2 separate regions of the Homo sapiens genome follow, and region 2 is linked to region 1. A link is an interaction called in ENCODE POLR2A ChIA-PET data of the cell type or tissue named here. Cell type or tissue: Panc1. All regions are shown on one strand. Each heading gives the region's core, and the rest is flanking DNA. Links, peaks and the distances in the headings are about the cores only.

Region 1 (8,139 bases), core at 2,746-5,245:
AATTAGCCAGGTATAGTGGTGTGTGCCTGTAATCCCAGCTACTCAAGAGGCTGAGGTGGGAAAATCACTTGAGCCTGGGAGGTGGAGGTTGCTGTGAGCCAAGATCACACCACTGCACTCCAGCCTAGATGACAGAGTGAGACCCTGTCTCAAAATAAATAAATATAAAAATAAAAATTAGCCAGGTGTGGTGGTATATACCTGTGGTCCCAGCTACTCGGGAGTCTGAGGTGGGAGGATTGCTTGAACCTGGGAGGTCGTCGAGGCTGCAGTGAGCCATGATTGCACCACTACATGCCAGCCTGGATGACAGAGCAAGACCCTGTTTCTCTCTCTCTCTCCATATATATACACACACACACACACACATACATAGATATACACACACATATACACATATATATAATGGTTCCATACATATATATATAGAGAGAGAGAGAGAGAGACAGACAGACAGACTTATAATGTAATGAATCCTTGGGCACTCAACACTCGACTTTGTTGAATCTCAACATTTTATCATATTTTCTCATATATTTACATTTTTCAAATATGCTATGTCCTTGCTTATTTACTTTGTCTGTTCAGTTTCCCCATCCCATAAGGATTGTTGTTTGTTTTGTTTACTGAGGTATTCCCAGTACCCAAAGCAGTTCCTGGAACATAGCAGACCCTAATAAATATTTGTTAAATGCCTGACTGGATGAAAATAAAACATCCTAGGTGGAGTTGAAGTCCTCTGTGTACCTTTCATGGATCTCAGTCCCTTCCTGCTCTCCCCAAATGTAACACCCATGCTTGATCTTGGTGTTTATCATAATTATGCACGTGTTTATTCTTTTACTATGTGTTTATGTTTCCATAAACAGCATGTAGTATTGTTTTTTTTGAACGTAAATAAATGATTTCATACTGTATAATCCTCCTGCAACTTGCTTTTTATTCAGTTAGCTAACTACAATTCTGGGTTATTCATTTTGACTTCTGTGGAGTGTGTTGTTGTATAAACATACTGGGTAGTGTAGTAGTTAGAGCCCGGGGCCAGACTACCTTAAAAACGTGACTATTTCACAGTCCAGTTGGGAATCCTGTGCTAGAAGTGAAATTTCTGGGTAGCAAGGTACAGCCATCTTCAACTTAGCCACATACTATTCTGTTCCTCTCTAAAGTTGTCATTCCAATTTATGCTCGTCCCACCTTTGATTCTCATTGCTATTAATATTTCTAATCTGCATCTTCTTGGTGACTAATAATGTTGAATACCTTTTCATGTATTTATTGTATGTATTTGGGTTTGATTTTCTGCAGTTGGACTGTTCTCCCTTGCCTGGTCTTTTTCTATTCTCTTTTCTTTACTTATTAGAGTTCTTCATATACTCTTGTTTGTGGCTTGATTTTCACTCTGTGTTGATAACTTTTGTGGAGAGACAGAATAGTGTAGTGGTGAATCCATGGCCAGATTGCCTGATTTGCAATCTTAGCTCAGCCACTTACCACTGCGTGACCTTAAGAAAATCACTTAACCTCCCTGTGCTTCTGTTTCCTCACCTGTAAAATGGGGACGATAATAGTGCCTAACTCATAAATTTGTAAGGATTAGATGAGTTGATGTATAAAAATAACATTGTCTGACACATTGTAAGCCCTGTTAGCTATTACGGTATTTGGGGATTGTTTTGAGACAGTCTCACTCTGTCACCCAGGCTGGAGCGCAGTGATGTGATCAGTTTTTGCATTTTTTGTAGAGACAGGGTCTCACTATGTTGCTCAGGCTGGTCTCAAACTCCTGGGCTCAAGCAATCCTCCCACCTTGACTTCTGAAAGTGCTGGGATTACAGGCATGAATCACTGTGCCTGGCCAACTATTACAGTATTTTTGAATAGGAGGGCTTTTGGTTTTGATTTTGGTTGTTGCCAAATTTATCAGTATTGTCTTTTTGGTTTGCATTGTGTATATGGTGCGTGTGTGTGCTTAAGAAATCTTTCTTTTCACAGAGGTCAGAAATAGAGGTTTTTGTACTTTTACACACAAAAGAATTTTTGGTTATAGAATAAAGTAGGGATCCAATTTTATTTTTCCATTTGGATAATCAATAGTCCAGCACTATTTATTAAATACACCAACCTGTCCCCCACTGACTCATATGCCAACTCTGAAGTATATCAACAGTCTGTACATACTGACATCTGCCTTCTGGGCTCTGTTCCAGGAGAGTCTTGCTGAGTTTATGTTCCATCCCTCCCTGTCCAACCCTGCACTCTCTTCCACAACAAAGATCTCTCACATGTTGAGCACAGTGTGCCAGACGCTGTTCTACAGGAAACAATCTGGCAAGAGAGACTTTCTATGATCCGACTCCAGCGAACTCCGCCAGCCCATTCCCTGCCCCTCCCCTGCCCCCTGTGTCTTTATGCCCCCACCTCCCGCATCATTGCCCCTCTCTGTACTTTTGCACCTGCCATTCCTTGGGGCTGTGGTTTCCTTTTATCCTTTTCCATCAGAAAAACTGTGTTCTTCCCTTAACACCCATAGGCATCTGTGAAGCCTTCTCATTCTTCCCCAGGCAGAGCCGCTCATGGTAACTGGCTACTACTGGCTTCTTTGTCTGGGTCCCTACAAGGTAAGGATTCTCTCCAGCACCAGCAGAGAATTCCCTCCTGGCTCTTATGCCTTGGACACCTAGTACCCCACCTGGCACTAGCAGGTTCTCAGGAAATTCTTTTGAACTTTACATGGTTCTGCAAGTTGAAAGACTTGGGTTCAAATCTTAACTCCACTCCTGAGTCAGTTGTAACTCTGGACAAGTCTCTTCCCCTCTCTGAGCCTCTACTTCTCCAGGTGTTGAAGAGGGTTGGCTACTTGTAAAGAGTTTACTTTTACATCTGGAAATCTTGTGTGATTTCAAAAGTGTCTTTCAGCTGTAGAATCTAGGGTTCTCACTGAAATCATCTTTGGTCATAATATTCAAAGACTGGAAACAACCCAAATGCTCCTCAATTGGTGAGTAAATAGACAAACTATAGTACGTCTGTACAAGGGAATACTACTCAGCAATGTAAAGGAACGAGCTACTGATACATGCAATAATGTGGATGAACCTCAAAGCATGATGCTAAGTGAAATAAGCCAGACTAAATGGTTACAGACTATAGAATACAACTCATAGAACATTCTGGAAAAAGCAAAATGATAGGAACAGAAAACAACTCAATGGTTGTCTGGAGGTAGGGATGAGGTAGACTACAAAAGAGCAGAAGGGACTTTGGGGAGGTCATGGAACTGTGCTATATGTTTATCGTGGTGGTGGTTATGGGATTTTATACATTTGTTGAAAGTCATAGAACTCTGGGAGGCCGAGGCAGGAGGATCACTTGAGTCCAGGAGTTCAAGACCAGGCTGGGCAACATAGCAAGACTCTGCCTGTACAAAAAAATAGAAAAAAATTGCCAGGCATGCTGGCATGCACCTGTAGTCCCAGCTACTTGGAAGGCTGAGGTGTGAGGATTGCTTGAGCCCAGGAATTAGAGGCCGTAGTGAGCTATGATCATGCCACTGCACTCCAGCCTGGGCAACAGCGCAAGACCCTGTCTCAAAAAAAAAAAAAAAAAACAACTCTTAGAACTGCACAGATTTTATTTCATGTAAATGATACCTCAATTGTTATAAAATAAAGCAATTAAAGATCCCAAAAGCATTGGGATTCTCTACCTGTTGGAGGAGTAACCCCAGATACAAAGGAGTGAATGGAAGGCTCTCAGATATTGCCACTGGATCATATGGAAGATACTCCCCTCCTGGCATGAACACAGAGCTGCAGGGGCAGTGAGGACCCCTTGGTGGGAAGGCAGCCTGCTATCCCCTAACTGGCACCTAAGGTGTAACCAGCAGATCCTTAGCTTATTTTTAGGTGAAGAATAAAATTCAGAGGCATTAATTGACTTGCTGAGTCCATGGGCAGTGAATGGCAGAGCTGAGATTCAAGCTCTGTAAGATGCACCACCCCCCTCCTCCTCAAAATGCAGCTGGGATCTCTACACCCCCAATTTGTAGCCCTCCTCTGGGGCCTAGCCTCATCTCGTCTGTCTCCAATCTCAGGATTTATTCCAGCAGACCCGAAGATGGGTCAGTATTTAATCTCTAAGCTGCTTGCCAGCTGCTCACAGTTTGACTTGCAGTAGCCACTAGAAATCTCTTTCCTTTCCCTTCCCAGCTGGAAATTGCTGGCAGTAGGGGAGGGCCCAGGAAGAACCAGGCTCTCCCAAACCCCACCTATAACACGGCTCCACCACCCCCCAACCCCTGCTCCTTCTCAGGTGTTCTGTGCCCCAATCACCCTCACCTCCTTCCTCATGCTCACGGCCCACTCTGGGACAACTACTCTTTGTCCAGTTATTCATTCAGAAAACAATCCCCGAGGGCTTGCTGTGCTCTGGGCCACATCTGCCCCCAAGGAGCCAGAAGGACAGTGGCATAATCAGACACAAGGGCCTGGGGCCAGGGAAGTAGGACTTGACTCTGGCTCTGCCGTTACTAGTTCTGGACAAATGACCTCACCCTTTTGAGTCTCAGATTTCTCATCTGCATAATGCAGATAACAATTGTTCCTACATCTTATAGGGTTTAGTTGAGAATAAATAAGATAGTGCATGCAAAGCCCATAGAGAGCTGTTCACCAGTTGGTAGCTAGAGGTGTAATAAAGGGCTTCAGGGCTCACAGATACAGATGAGCTCAGCCTAGGGGGAGGGAGGAGGAGGAGAGAGTCATTGAACAGGTAGTTAGGAATGAGCTTGGGTCACTCCAGGCAGAGGCCTCTGGGGATGTAAAAAGGAAGAGGAGTTAGTTTCTGGTTTGTTTTGATAATTCAGTGAGTTTATGTAAAACATTTGAAACTGTTCCTGGCCTGCAGGTGCAAGCTCTAGAGATGATGATGATGATGATGATGATGATGATGATGATGATGATGATGATGATGAAGGTAACGTGGGGGGGATTTAGCCCAATATTTGAAGCCAGAAGGACGGTGGCATGGTCAGACATGTGTCAGAAGCTGACACATGGTGACAGCTTCTTGAGGCTGTGCCTCACCTGGGTCTTCATTCTCTCCAAGGCATGGAAGATTCTGGCTCTTTGAGGATTCAGGTCTACACCACAGGAGATCCCGTAAGCAGGAAACTGAGTCAGAGGAGTGAAGGCAAAAAGAGGTCCTGAGGGGCTGGAAAAAGAGGAGGGGGACAGAGAAAAGCTAGAAAACAAGGAGGGTAGACGAGGATGCGGGGGATCAAAGCAGCCCTCCTCTTCCCATGGCTCCCCCTCCCAGGTGAGAGAAACAGCAAGCTCAGAAACCCCTGCCAGGTGACCCGGCATCCCAGTTTGTCCAGGACTGTCTTGATTTTAGCACTGAAAGTCCTGCATTCCCAGAAACCCCTCAGTCCTAGGCAAATGGGACCATTGGTTACCCTGTGTGCCCCGCATTGAATTCCAGCTCCTCTTCCCCACCCCCAGCCTGCAGAGAACAATCTGGTCAGGCCCTCAGGCTCTTGGCCACAACTTACCCTCTCCAGAAGGTACCAGCAAGAACAGGGCAGTTAGGGCCCCAGTTTGGCTGACAGTGCCTCTGGGAGTCCCCTGTGTTCCAGAGGACAGGAATGGCTTCCTGGGCTCTGAGGCACAGGCTTTACCAAGCTCTCCAGGGGCTGGCAGATGTGGCGCCTAATTTCCCCGGTGCTAATCCCTCAGAGTGCCTGCTGCCATGGGGATTAGCTTCTGGGGTCCCCAAGCAGCGGGGAAGCGGGGGAGATCTGTCAGGGAGCATTGGGTAACATCATGTGACCCGAGTGCTCCAGGCTGGTGAAGAAAGGAACACTCTCTCCAAAAGGAGTGTCTGCCAAACCCAGTGTGGAAAAGGGATGTCAGGAGGCCACCAGGGTCATTTCCAGCTGGGAAGGGAAAGGAGAGAGATTTCCAGGCTTGGTCTGACCCCACACAAGCTCCTCAGGCACCTCTGAGGAAACTGGAGCACAAAGGAACCCAGTTTAAGGACCACTGGGGTCAGCCTAGTTGTGAAATATTCAGGTAACCTGGGTCCAAATCTTAGTCTGTCACTGCCAGTGTGAGCCTGTGTGACCAGGGATCATAACCTCTTTGCCTCACATCTATAAAATGGGGACAATAATACTAGCTTGGTTAGCGTGCAAGTTAAATGGAATGCGCTCTTGAAGCAGGCAGCCCAGAACCCGGCACCTAGTAAGTGCTCCATAAATTTTGGCTTCTTGTCATGGACTTGGCTTTTTTTTTTTTAAAGACAAGAACAGCTGAGCATGGTGGCTTATGCCTGTAATCCCAGCACTTTGGGAGGCCAAGGCAGGAGGATGGCTTGAACCTAGGCGTTCGACATCAGCCTGGGCTGAGACCTCGTCTCTACAAAAAATTTAAAAATGGCCAAGTGTGGTGGTGTTGCCCTGTAGTCCCAGCTACTCTGGAGGTTGAAGCTGAAGCATTGTTTGAGCCTGGGAGGTGAAGGCTGCAGTGAGCCGAGATAAGATTATGCCAGTGTGCTCCATCCTGGATGACAGAGTGAGACTCTGTCTAAAAAAAAAAAAAAAAAAAAAAGACAAAGTTGTGCTCTGTCACCTAGGCTGGAGTGCAGCGGTGCAATCAAAACTCACTGCAGCCTCCAACTCCTGGGCTCAAGCGACCCTCCTGCCTCAGCCTCCTGAGTATCTGAGACTACAAGCATGCACTACTATGCCCAGCTAATTATTATTTTTTAATTGCTTTTGGTACAGATGGGGGTCTCCCTTTTTTGCCCAGGCTAGTCTTAAACTCTTGGCCTCAAGTGATCCTCCCATCTCTGCCTCCCAAAGTGCTGGGATTATAAGTGTAAACCAAAAATAAAATTCTAAGGCCCCCAACCGTCTGAATGGACTTCCTCCTCAGCCAGCACATTCTTAAAATTTAACCTGAAAGACCGAAAGACTGGTTTAGGCCTTGACGGGGAGTAGGGGTCAAACGTGCCTCATCATACTTCTCCAGCATAACATCACATAACAAATAAGGAAAGAAATCAAAATAGTTTAACCCCAAATATATTTCCTTGTTATATCTTGAAATTGCCCTGCAAAGTTTGACTCTTGTGGGAAAAATCTACATTCTGTAGAGAATCCTCCTTTTCCTCTTCCATTTGCAGACCCAGGAGATAATCAACAGTCAGGAACCCTTTTAAGTCCCATAAGAAAACATTTTATAACCTATTCTCTCTGAAGCCTGCTAGCTATAAACTTCTTCTGCACAATAAAACTTTGGCCTCCCCAGTCTTTTATCTTAACCCAAACATTTCCTTTCTATTGATCTCAGGTCCTCAAACTCAACCAATTGTCAACTAGAACATTTTAAAATTTACCTATAGCCTGGAAGCCCCCATATCGAGTTGTCCCACCTTTCTAAACCAAACCAATGTACATCTTAAATGTATTTGACTGATGTCTCATGCCTCCCTAAAATGTATAAAATCAGCCAGGCGCGGTGGCTCACGTCTGTAATCCTAGCACTTTGGGAGGCCGAGGCGGGCAGATTGCCTGAGCTCAGGAGTTCAAGATCAGCCAGAGCAACATAACAAAACCCTGTCTCTACTGAAAATACAAAACATTACCCAGGCGTGGTAGTGTGCACCTGTAATCCCAGCTACTTGGGAGGCTAAGGCAGGAGAATCACTTGAACCTGGGAAGCGGAGGTTGCAGCGAGCTGAGATCATGCCAGTGCTGTCCAGCCTGGGCAACAGAGCAAGACTGTCTCAAAAACAAGACAAAACAAAAAAAAAGCTGCACCCCAACCACCTTGGGCACATAATCTCAGGACCTCCTGAGGGCTGTGTCATGGGCCATGGTCACTCATATTTACCTAATATTTCTCTTCAAGTATTTTATAGAGTTTGACTCTTTTTGTCGACATAGGTGTGAGCCACCACTCCCAGCCATGACCTGGCTTTTATGTCAAACTTCTACCTGGCCCCTATGGCAGATATCAGATCTCTCTCTGTGAACATTCTAGAAGATTTTCTATTGATTTTAGTTGATACAAAAGATAAAACATATATTCCTTCTCAACATTAGATGAGGTTGCACATTGGGGTTACTTGGAG
Region 2 (2,500 bases), core at 1-2,500, 190 kb after region 1:
AAGATCACGCCACTGCACTCCAGCATGGGCAACAAGGGTAAAATTCCGTCTCAAAAAACAAAAACAAAAACAAACCAATTACTACATTACCCTGTAATATTCTGATGTAGTTTCATCAGAAAAGCCAAAATAATCACTGATTTAAAATACACAGTAGGTACCTCCTAAAAACTAATTTAAATTTACCACTTAATTTGAAATATGTACTGAGTTAAATCAACTAAGTTGCTACTAATTTAAATTTGCATTTAAATTGGCTTATAGAACATTCTTCTGCCTTTAACACAAGAGGAAGAGTAACTACTGAGAGAGCTTACCCATCAGACAAAGCAGCTTTAAGCAGATTTAATTGGCTCAAGATTTGCTTTGTTGACATCAAAATAAAATGTTAGTCAACAGAAAATTCAAATAAAGTACTACCTAGTGTCTTGTTTCTGTTAGTAATTCCAATCTGAGAACATTAAACAAGCACTGATAAAGCATTTTTTCTAAGAAGGAACTCTGCATAGTTAATTCTACACCAGTGACAAGTTCCAAAGGAGAATCTGCTTTGTGGCATTAGGACTGGACTCCTGTACTTTCACACCCTAATAGTCTCTATATCGCCGGAAGCAGTTGGTGCACTCCCGGCCTTTAGATTAGAGAAAATACTAAGCAGGATTCTAATAAAAAGAATCCAAGTTAATAAGCTTAAGAAATTAAAATTGCTACCTATACATAAATATCATTGGTCATCAAAAACTCTACTAAAGACCTACTATGTGCCAGTGAAAATAACTGAGGAGGGCATTAGCTAAAACAGCTTCTGATCGAGAAGCTTCCAGTCAAATTAGCTAATTAAGATATTAATAGAAGCTGGTCAAGTTAACCAAAAATATGAGGGGTACTGGCATAACAAGCTACAAGATTTCTGAGAAAATAAGAAGCTTTTGATACAACTAGGTAAAATAAGATATGTGATAGTGTGATTTTCCATGAACACAAGGTGGTACTGGCAATAAATGCTATAAAATTTTAGAGAAGAAAGATTAACTGTTGCAAAACCATGATAGACTTCAAAGAGGGAGAACTGAGCTCAGTCTTGAGGGGTGGAAAAGATTTAAATAGTTAAACAGCATAAGAGGAAAGGACAAAAGATAATGGGACCAAAGGTGCTGAATTGGGAATATGGCCATTAAATATTTATTAAATACCTACTCTATGTCAGTCACTGTGTTAGGCACTAGAGATACACTGGAGAACAAAACAGATGAGTTCTCTGCTTTCATGGAATCTAGCAGGGAAGACATAATAATCATGCACGCAGATATATAATCATAAATTGCAATAGGTGCTATGAAAGGAGGCAACAGAAGCCAGTAATAGGGAATAATGGGAAAGGACTAGCAAGACACGATGATGAGAAAAAGTATCCCTGATATTTATACATAAGCTCAGGCATGAAGGCAGCCATGCAAAGAGCAGGGAAAAGAAGTGTTCGAGGAAGACAGAGCCATGCATACAAAGGCCCTGAGGTAGGAAACAGCTCACTGAGTTTAAAAATAAATAAGGCCAGTGGCTCATGCCTGTAATCTCAGCTACTCTGGAGGCCAAAGGACAGCTTGAGGCCAGGAGTTTGAGACCAGCCTGAGCAATATTGTAAGACCCCATCTCTAAAAATTAAATAAAATAAGAATAAAAATAAGAAGTTAGCGTAACAGAGGCATAATGGGCAATGAGATTGGCATAAAATGCCAATTGCCTACCCGAAAAGTAGCCAGGAGACGGGCTATACAGGGCATTATAGGTCAAAATAAAGAACTGAAATGGCCAGGCACAGTGGCTCACGCCTGTAATCCCAGCACCTTGGGAGGCTGAGGTGAGTGGATCAAGAGGTCAGGAGTTCATGGCCAGCCTGGCCAACATAACATGGTGAAACTCCGTCTCTACTAAAAACACGAAAATTAGCCAGGCGTGGTGGTAGGCACCTTTAATCCCAGCTACTTGGGAGGCTGAGGCGGAGAACGGCTTGAACCCAGGAGGTGGAGGTTGCAGTGAGCTGAGATCGCGCCACTGCACTCCAGCCTGGGCGACAGAACGAGACTGTCTCAAAAAAAAAAAAAAAAAAAAAAAAAAGCTGAAATTTGAATTTTATTCCAAATCTAAAAACCACTAAAAATTTTTGCACGGTCACATTAGTGTTAAATAAAAGGAGCCAGACCACAAACAATATATACTATATGATTCAATTTTTACAAAAGTACAAAAAAAGAGCAAAATAATCTATGCTGTCAGAAGTCAGGATGGTGATTACCCTGGGTGGTAGAGGGGAGACAGGAACTGAAAGGGAACTGGATAGGGGCTTCTAGGTACTGGTAACGCTGTTTCTTGATCTAGATCTAGGTGCTGCTTACATGGGTATATTCAGTTTGTGGGAAAAAAACATCAAATTCCACTTTTACATGCATTTTTCTGTATATGTATTATATACTTCAATCATAAAGTTTTTAATAACGTAATA

Evidence for each region. Peaks named below come from ENCODE experiments on the same cell type or tissue, not always from the same donor. Only the 100,000 strongest peaks of a DNase experiment are listed, where the experiment ranks them.
Region 2: POLR2A ChIA-PET joins it to region 1 with 10 read pairs; 4 of 35 experiments call an interaction of 5 or more read pairs at or near these places.

What each region holds. Positions count from the first base shown.
Region 1 is chr1:22,967,218-22,975,356 of GRCh38, forward strand. It overlaps LACTBL1 (lactamase beta like 1), which reads right to left and starts at 5,649. Exons shown (of 8, transcript NM_001289974.2): 1 at 5,555-5,649; 2 at 5,088-5,214. The coding sequence starts at 5,099. In Panc1, for the core only: no CTCF peak of the experiment used is centred there; no DNase peak of the experiment used is centred there; H3K27me3 peaks cover 463 bases.
Region 2 is chr1:23,159,935-23,162,434 of GRCh38, forward strand. All of the region lies in intron 1 of LUZP1 (leucine zipper protein 1), which reads right to left. Among named protein-coding and RNA genes, the nearest start is that of LUZP1, 7.7 kb to the right of the region's middle. In Panc1, for the core only: no CTCF peak of the experiment used is centred there; no DNase peak of the experiment used is centred there; H3K27ac peaks cover 316 bases.